3 separate regions of the Homo sapiens genome follow, and all the other regions are linked to region 1. Evidence: chromatin contacts called from ENCODE Hi-C or POLR2A ChIA-PET data. All regions are on one chromosome and are shown on one strand. The core of a region is the stretch at or near the end of the contact, and the rest is flanking DNA. Distances in the headings are between cores, read along the strand shown. Region 1 holds the start of N4BP1 (NEDD4 binding protein 1). Region 2 holds the start of ADCY7 (adenylate cyclase 7). Region 3 holds the start of TENT4B (terminal nucleotidyltransferase 4B).

Region 1 (2,636 bases), core at 44-2,543:
AATATCAATACAAAGAATAACGCTATTTTTTGTTAACATATTAAATATCCGGCCGGGGTGGCTCCCGCGTGTAGTCCCAGCACTTTGGGTGACCGAGATGGGAGGATGACTTGAGTCCAAGAGTTCGAGACCTGCCCGGGCAACATAGTGAAATCCCCTACCAAAAAAAAAAAAAAAAATGAGCCGGGCGTGGTGGCGCGCTCCTATAGTACTAGCTACTCGGGAGGCTGAGGTGGGAGGATCACTTGAGCCCGGGAAGTCGAGGCTGCAGTGAACTGAGACCGCGCCACACTGCACTCCACTGTGGGTGACAGAGTGAGACCCTGTCTCAAATAGAAAAAAATAGGTAAACATAAATCCTTTCTTTCTGACATTCTCCGAGCGTTTTATTACTATTAATAGTTTTTTTCCGATTCTCAAGAGGAACTGAGATCCCAAAAAGGCTCAGAACTGCAGTAGTGGAGGCCCGGGACTGGGGGATAAAGGCTTAGGTGGTGGACGAGGCTGCGGGCCCAGCAACAGGCCTTGCGTACCATCCTGGGGGCCGGGGAACTGACAACAACAGGCGACATGCGCAGCGCACCCGATCCGTGCCACACGCTGTGCCTGCGCTTCATACACATCCCCCACTTTCATCCTCGCGACAGCCCTCTGAGGTAGGTACTTTCGTCAGCGCCACTTTACAAATGGGGAAACTGAGGCTCCGGGGATCAAGCCGCTATCCAAGGTCACATGGCTCGCGAGCCGAAAAGGCACGTTCGCTGGCTCCCGAGACTGCGTTCCCAACCCAGGCGCATCGCGGCGGACGGCGGGGGCGGGGAGGAGCGGGAGCCCGGAGACCCGGACCGATCGAGGCCGCGGGCGCGCGGGGGCGGCGGCCGGACTCACCTTGGCGCTGTGCACCGCCTCCTGCGCCCCGCAGAGCTGCAGCCAGATGCGCGCGGGCAGCGGCTCCTCAGCCCCTAGCGCGCCGAGCACGGCTAGGCTCACGCCAAACAGGCCCTCGATACGGCCGCGGCTCTGCTCCAGCAGCTCCGCCTTCTCAGCTGGCGCAGTGAACTCGTCCAGCACCGCCCGGGCCGCCATGGCGGGCGCGGCCTCCCGCGGCGGCGCCGGGGGCCGGCGGCGGCGACGCCCCCTCAGCTTGCTGCCGCTGCTCCCAAGCCAGTCAGGCGGCGTCGGCCCTTCCCGGCCGCCTCGCCCCCGCCCGCGCCCCGCCGCCCGCCCTCAGGCCCGGCTATACCATCCCGCCACGACCGCAGCAGCTTGGCAATTGCTGGCAGCGAACCCCTCCGCCCCTTTGCCGCCGCCGCGGGCCGGGCCCCGCCGCCGCGCATGCGCCCCGGCCGCAGCCGTCATTGAGGCTCGCCGCCCCCTAGGGGAAGGGAGTAGGGTGAAGGCGACGGAAGTTGACGTCACCCTCAGTCGCCATGTTGGTTGAGAATAAAGGGATGGTTTTGGAGGCCTGGGCGGACTTCTTTGATGAGGGGAAACCGCTTTCGCGGGATCTGGTGGATGTAGATATATGGGTTTATAGTTGGGGAAACTTAATTGCCAGGAGGCGAGACTGAGAGTGTCACAGGGATTGGACTTGACCTCAGACATCTTGACGCTCAAACCAGGATTCTAGCAGTTGAGTTATTCAGTTTCACGTTAATCCACAGGCAGACGGGACTTTTCTTTCTCTGTTTCTTCCCTTCCTCCCTACCCTTTTACCTTCTTAGCTGCCCTTCTCACTTTTTTCTCTTTCCCTTTTTATTTCTTTCAGTAAAAATGGTAGCAAGAAGAGAAGAAAATGGGCATACTTACGGAGAATTGAAAATCAAAAAAATGATTAAGATAAATTCAAGAAGGCCGGGCGCGGTGGCTCACGCCTGTAATCCCAGCAGTCTGTGGGGGCAGAGGCGGGTGGATCACTCGAGGTCCGGAGTTCGAGACCAGCCTGACCAAAATGGAGAAACCCCCGTCTCTGCTAAAAAAAAAAAAAAAAAAAAAAAAAAAAAAAAAAAAAAAAAAAAAAATTAGCGCGGCGTGGTGGCACATGCCTGTAATCCCAGCTACTAGGGAGGCTGAGGCAGGAGAATCGCTTGAACCCTGGAGGCAGAGGTTGCGTGCGGTGAGCCGAGATTGCGCCATTGCACTCCAGCCTGGGCAAGAAGAGCGAAACTCCGTCTCAAAAAAAAAAAAAAAGATAAATTCAGGAGAGTGATTTCTTCTGTGAGGGAAGAAAGGGGATATGTTATGGGAGAAGCCCGAAAAGTGGGAGTTTGGGGGCTCACTCATGATCTTCCCTGGGACTGGAGCAAATAAACCCTAACCCCTCTCCAGGTCTGTTTTCTGATCTGTAAAATAAAAGAGTACACTCAGTTATCTCTAAGGCCTTTTCCAGGCCTTTATATTCTCTGAGTCCATGAAAACAGATTGTGGAAGATAAAGTGTTGGATTCCTTTCCTTCAGCTAAATATTGTGGCTATAGTAGATAGGGGCTCTGGGAATATTACCTCTCTCTGTTTTAATTTTTCATCTATAAAATGTAGATAATAATAGTACTTCCTATTGTGAATATTAATACAGCACCCAACACTGTAAGTGCTCACTGAACATTATTATTGCTAACTTAAGCAATATATTTAAGG
Region 2 (2,636 bases), core at 36-2,535, 1.7 Mb after region 1:
CATTTGCTAGGGAGACATTTGCTGATAGGAGGGCGACCCTGATGGGGAGGATCCCCTGAGGTCTCCCACTCCCTCCTGTGGCCTCTGGAGCAGCCTGGAACCCTGTGTGAGTCCTATGCCTGTCTCCACCAGATGGCAGACCTTAGATCACCTGCTAGTTCCCTGCATGGGGCCTGGCACAGAGACAGCACCTAACATGTTCAGTTCCTCCTGATCAGTATGTGTGGGATGTCTACTCTGTGACCAGCTGGGGCTGGACGCTGGGGACACAGCTGTTGATATTACAGCTGCCCTCCCATCTCTGCCCTCCTCAAGGATATAACCTAGGAAAGACAGACCAGCAACCAGTGGTCACAGCACAGAGGTGCTGTGATGGAGGAAGGTGCAGGGGTTAGAAGACCAGAAGAGGGGTGTCTGACCCTGGATGTGGGAGGTGGAGGAGGTACACCATTGCTTTGAGGAGCTCGTAATCCCAGGATGCCAGTCACATGCTCAGAAGGGCTCCCTGAGGACCAGGTGCTGCTGTGGCCAGCGGGCTGGAGGCCTCCCCCTCTGTTTTGGGAGTCTCCACTCTCTCCTCTTAGCCTCTCCTGATCTGCTCCCTCGCCACTGAGCGCCCCATGATCCCAGTGGGGAAACTGAGGCCTGGCATAGCAGAAGGGGTGCTGGGGTTTGATTCCCAGCCTCATGGTGCCCAGGGATGTTGGGGGCTCTCCAGGGACTCTGATTTTGGAATAGGAGCCCCAAGGATGGGCCTGCCCCTGCCCTGCTCCCAGCATGGGAGCGTAGGTGAGATGGAGAGGCAGTGGGCTGGGCTGGAAGATCTTTGACCTCTCCTGGGCCCCTCTCAGAGGTGGACGGGGCCACCTTACTACATAGATAGGGAAATTGAGTCCCAGGAAGGCGCGGGGGGCCTGTCTGTGAGCGTCAGAGCCCACAGGAGGCTCAGGCCAGGCCGCTAATTGCTAATTGCTCACTAAGGATGCATTTGCTCCCCACTTTGAACAGTTGTCTTGGGGCTTCTAATGGAGGTTTTTGGTGCTTGTTTTATTATTATTTTTTCAAAATTGTTCCAGCTTCAAGCTTCAAATTTCCATGAAGTCATTGGAGCCCGACAGCTCCCAGGCCTGGCAGCTCCCAGGCTGCGGAGAGCAGCACTGTGGCTGGGGGAGGGGGCCCTGCACACCCCGAGAGGCTGGGCTGTGGGCTGTGCCTTAGCCTTGCTGCCGCCGCCGCCGCTGCTGCCGCTGCCGGAGCAGGAAGTGGTGGGTCCCAGATGTGACTCACTCTCATTAGGTAGCGTGGAAGGAGCCTTCGGATGGGTGAGCCTGGGCGCGTCTGAGGAAGGGCAGGCGGGGGCCGGGCCACCTCCCTGCAGACCCTGGCCGGCTGCTGGGGCCGGGGAGGAGAGCCAGGTAAAAGTGGGGTGTGGGGATGGAGTGTCACCAGTCCTAGTGGCTTGAGCCCCAGGGGACGGGGCTGGACAGTGGGTGGGAAGCAGCTCACCCGGCAGCCTGGCCTGGGAGTGCACTGGGCAGGGTCTGGGCTGGGGGAGTAGGAGGCTCCGTGAGCCTACTGGGCAGATGGCTGGGAGAGGCGGCCCTTCAACAGGGGACCAGAGGCGACTTGTCACTGGCTTTTCCCAGCCTGACAAGAAAGTGCGGTTGTGACCACAATGTTGTACATGTGGCCCGTTCCATCTGGAATTCTAGGAACCACAGACTCTCAAATGTCCACACTCCTTCTCGAGGGTGTAATTTTACATTTACAAGCACACATGACTTTTCTCAATGAAAGGAAACATTGGCAAGGGAAGGCCAATTCAACTAATTTTATGAAATTATAAAACAAAAAACAAACAAAACCTCTGAAAGGAGTGCATGCCTGAGGGTCAGGAAACCAAGATGCCTCCAAAAAGCAGACTGGTTTCCCTTTCCCTGCAATGCCTCTCCTCTATCCCCCAGGGACCGCATGGGCCATCTGGAGTGGGTCTTTCTGGAGCGGGTCTTTCTGGAGCTTTCTATGCATTCATCTAAACATGTATGTACAGAGGGTGAGGCAGTTGCCTCTTCTCTGTGTCATCACATCAGGGTCAAGGGCAGGGACATCTGTGGCTGGGGGCTTCCTCCCTGGACAGCCATTGCTGGAGAGGAGAAGGGAGGGCCGGGAGGGGGAAGCCAAGGGCCTGGAGGTAGGGGCCAGGCCGAGCCACCTACGACAGGGGCCCTGGGTCCAAGGCCTGGACGGGCAGCCAGTGTGGGCTGGATGTGTCTGGAAGGGCTATGTGACCGTGGGCCTTCACTAGCATCACCATCTTGCAGATGGAGGCTGTGAGGGGTGGACTCAACACCAGTGTTTCTCGGAGTGAGGACCGGGCTGCCCAGGGAATCACAGGGGGTTCTAGCCTGTGTGTGGAAGGACATGTTTAAAATCTAAGTATTTGTCTTGGGGAAAAAAAAATCTGTAAATAGGACATTGCCATTGTGACATCATGACTGTATTATTGTCTTAGACGAGGCCAAAGGAGACATAAAAGTGACAAGCCAGCCAATTTGAGAGGAAGTGCCAAGTGCCAGCCCTGCAGGAAGTGCAGGAGGCTGAGGGGGCTGCAGCTCAGGAAGGCGTTTGCTGCACAG
Region 3 (2,636 bases), core at 79-2,578, 1.5 Mb after region 1:
AACCCAAGAGGCCGAGCCTGCAGTGAGCTGTGAATGAGTCACTGAACTCCAGATGACAGAGCAAGAGTTAGTCTCGAAAGAAAGAAAAAGGTAGAGCGACACTTAGTTCTTTGATAGTTTTCCACTATTTGTCATAAAAACTTTCCAGGATATTGAGCTCCCAAAATGGAAGGCCAATATCAGGCATCAGGGACTTGTTCTGGACGTTGGACCAACCTTAAAGGGCCCACATAGAAGCTGTTCACTTACTTTCTTTTAGTCTCTTGATTTAAAATACTTAACATTCCCCTTTCCTTGGCTTTTTAACCACTGAGATTTGAAAGACATGCAAATAACGACCTAGTGGACAATCTTTGCTGATGCTAAATCTTCATTTTAGGATTAAAAGGTTTTGGGTTTTCTTAAAATTTAATGCTGAACTCAGAAGAGCTTTCTAAGGCTGTTGGTGCACCTTAGGGCAGGAGAGCGTCTTTGCTACGCCGCGCAGGAGTGTGTCTGCTTCTCTGTGCATCTACACGTGTTTGCGTGTCCCTGTAAAGTGGGTTGAGTGTGCGGCTGCGGCTTTCCGCCCTTGGCTCACACTCTCAGTCTTAGTGGTCTCCCCCAGGGCTATGCATGGGGTACAGGTTTCTGTGGCCTCAGGCCGGGGTGAGGGGTCCCCCACCCCGGCCAGGGCGCAGCAGGGCGGGGCACACGTAGCCGTGCAGGGTCTCGCGCAGCCCGCGTCAGGACCCCGGGGCACACGCTCGGGCAGGGGGCGTGTCCCCACGCCACCAGAAAAAGTGTTATAGGCTGTTTTTTTTTTTTTTTTTTTTTTTAAAAAGAAAGTGTTTTAGAAAGCAGGCAGAAGCCAAGACGTCAGGAAGGGTTGCGAGGGCCCGGGATCCGGCGGCCACAGGGATGGGAGGGGCGAGGAGCGAGGGGCGGAGTGGCACCTCCCACAACGCGCTCCCTGCGGGGCGGGCGGCAACCTCCATGCGGCCTCGTCCACGCTCAGCACCGGGGAAGCCGAGGCGGAGAAGCCGCGCGCGCCTCAGAAGCTCCCGGACGCCCAGGTACGTGGGAGCACTCCACAGATGGCGCAAGTACGGTTGGGCCAGGCGGTTGCGGCCCCGTCGCGCCGCGGCCTCTGTGACGCACGGCGAGGCCTCCCGGGCTGCTGCGCGGCGCAGCGGGGGCGGGGCGAGCGCGTGAGGGCGGGGCGGTGGGGGGGGGGGGCGGAGCGAGAGGGGCGGAGCCGGCAGAGGCCCCGCCCCGGGGCCGGAGGAGCGAGGACGCTACGGAGCAGGCGCGTCTCGCTGCCGCCGCTGCCGCCGCCGCCGCTCGCTCTTCTGTGGAGCCGCCGCCGCCGCCGCCGCCATTTGCACGGGGACCCCAGTGACAGGGGCTCGGCGGAGGGGCGGAGGGGCGGAGGGAGGGGGGGAGGGCCCGCGGAGCCCCCGAGGGCGGGAGCGACGCCGCCGGCGCCGGCCGGGCTCCCTGCGCGACCGCGCCGCCCGCGGCGGGCCCCGAGCAGCAGCAGCAGCAGCAGCGGCAGCAGCGGCAGCAGCAGCAGCAGCCGAGGCCGGGCGTGCGCCTGAGGCGGCGGCGGCGGCGGCCCTGCGGGCGGCCGGGAGGGGCGGGGGCAGCGGCCGCCGCCGTTTGATGGATCCGAGGATCGCCTGGTTTCAGCCAGAGCAGCTCGGACCGTCCAACAGTCTGTGGATGCAGATCTGGGAGACGACCCAGGGGCTGAGGAACCTCTACTTCAACCACCACTGTCACAGCAGCGGCGGCGCGAGCGGCGGCGGCGGCAGCAGCAGCAGCAGCAGCACGGCCACCGGCGGGAGCGGCAGCAGCACCGGCAGCCCCGGCGGCGCGGCCTCGGCCCCGGCCCCGGCCCCGGCCGGCATGTATCGCTCCGGGGAGCGCCTGCTGGGCAGCCACGCGCTGCCCGCGGAGCAGCGGGACTTCCTGCCCCTAGAGACGACCAACAACAACAACAACCACCACCAGCCCGGGGCCTGGGCCCGCCGGGCGGGCTCCTCGGCGTCCTCGCCTCCCTCGGCGTCCTCGTCCCCGCACCCTTCGGCCGCCGTCCCCGCCGCCGATCCAGCCGATTCGGCCTCGGGCAGCAGCAACAAGAGGAAGCGCGACAACAAGGCCAGCACGTATGGACTCAACTACAGCCTGCTGCAGCCCAGCGGAGGGCGGGCCGCGGGGGGCGGCCGAGCAGACGGCGGCGGGGTCGTGTACAGCGGGACCCCGTGGAAACGGAGGAACTACAACCAGGGAGTCGTGGGGTGAGTGCTGGCTCTGCGGCCCGATGGCCTGGCCGGTGCGAATGCGCAGCCGGGCACACGCCCACAGAGGGGGGTTGTGAGGGTCTAGGAGCGGCCACCCCCACGGCCTGCCTTCGCTGCTGTTGCACGGGGGTGCTGCTGGCCATCCCCAACCCCCCAGTCGTTCACACCTTTCCCCAAGCCTCCTTAGCCGTCCACACCCTCCGTCTCCTGTCCTCCCTTAGTCGTCCACACCTTCCTCCCCTCCCTCTTAACCGTCCACACCTTCCCCAGGCCCCCCCCTTTATCCATTCACTCTCCTCCCATCCCCCTTAGTTAAACACATCTACCCTTGACCACCACCCCGCCTCCAGC

Evidence for each region. A loop is a pair of places that touch in the nucleus more often than their neighbours do. ChIA-PET counts read pairs that join two places held with the same protein, here RNA polymerase II (POLR2A). Pooled maps may share reads with other maps.
Region 2: a loop to region 1 is called in a pooled map, with 11 times the contacts of the local background. The contact joins the promoter of ADCY7 here to the promoter of N4BP1 in region 1. A Hi-C loop is called at or near these places in 6 of 50 pooled maps. POLR2A ChIA-PET finds 5 or more read pairs at or near these places in 2 of 52 experiments (activated CD4-positive, alpha-beta T cell and activated CD8-positive, alpha-beta memory T cell).
Region 3: a loop to region 1 is called in a map of CD8-positive, alpha-beta T cell, with 7 times the contacts of the local background. The contact joins the promoter of TENT4B here to the promoter of N4BP1 in region 1. A Hi-C loop is called at or near these places in 2 of 168 maps with a recorded cell type or tissue (CD8-positive, alpha-beta T cell and naive thymus-derived CD4-positive, alpha-beta T cell), 1 of 37 single-sample maps with no recorded cell type and 12 of 50 pooled maps. POLR2A ChIA-PET finds 5 or more read pairs at or near these places in 1 of 52 experiments (activated T-cell).

Annotation. Positions count from the first base shown.
Region 1 is chr16:48,608,887-48,611,522 of GRCh38, forward strand. N4BP1 (NEDD4 binding protein 1) reads right to left here and starts at 1,294. Exons shown (of 7, transcript NM_153029.4): 1 at 889-1,294. The coding sequence starts at 1,086. LOC124903687 (a long non-coding RNA gene) reads left to right here and starts at 1,424. Exons shown (of 2, transcript XR_007065063.1): 1 at 1,424-1,632; 2 at 1,769-2,327. RefSeq lists enhancers at 425-474, 1,425-1,474, 1,485-1,564 and a silencer at 785-1,384.
Region 2 is chr16:50,265,266-50,267,901 of GRCh38, forward strand. It overlaps ADCY7 (adenylate cyclase 7), which reads left to right and starts at 1,286. Exons shown (of 26, transcript NM_001114.5): 1 at 1,286-1,415. RefSeq lists enhancers at 430-1,023, 969-1,058.
Region 3 is chr16:50,151,978-50,154,613 of GRCh38, forward strand. It overlaps TENT4B (terminal nucleotidyltransferase 4B), which reads left to right and starts at 1,329. Exons shown (of 12, transcript NM_001365324.3): 1 at 1,329-2,282. The coding sequence starts at 1,645. RefSeq lists an enhancer at 385-1,342 and silencers at 569-658, 879-1,048, 1,159-1,318, 1,549-1,648, 1,829-1,878 and 1 more.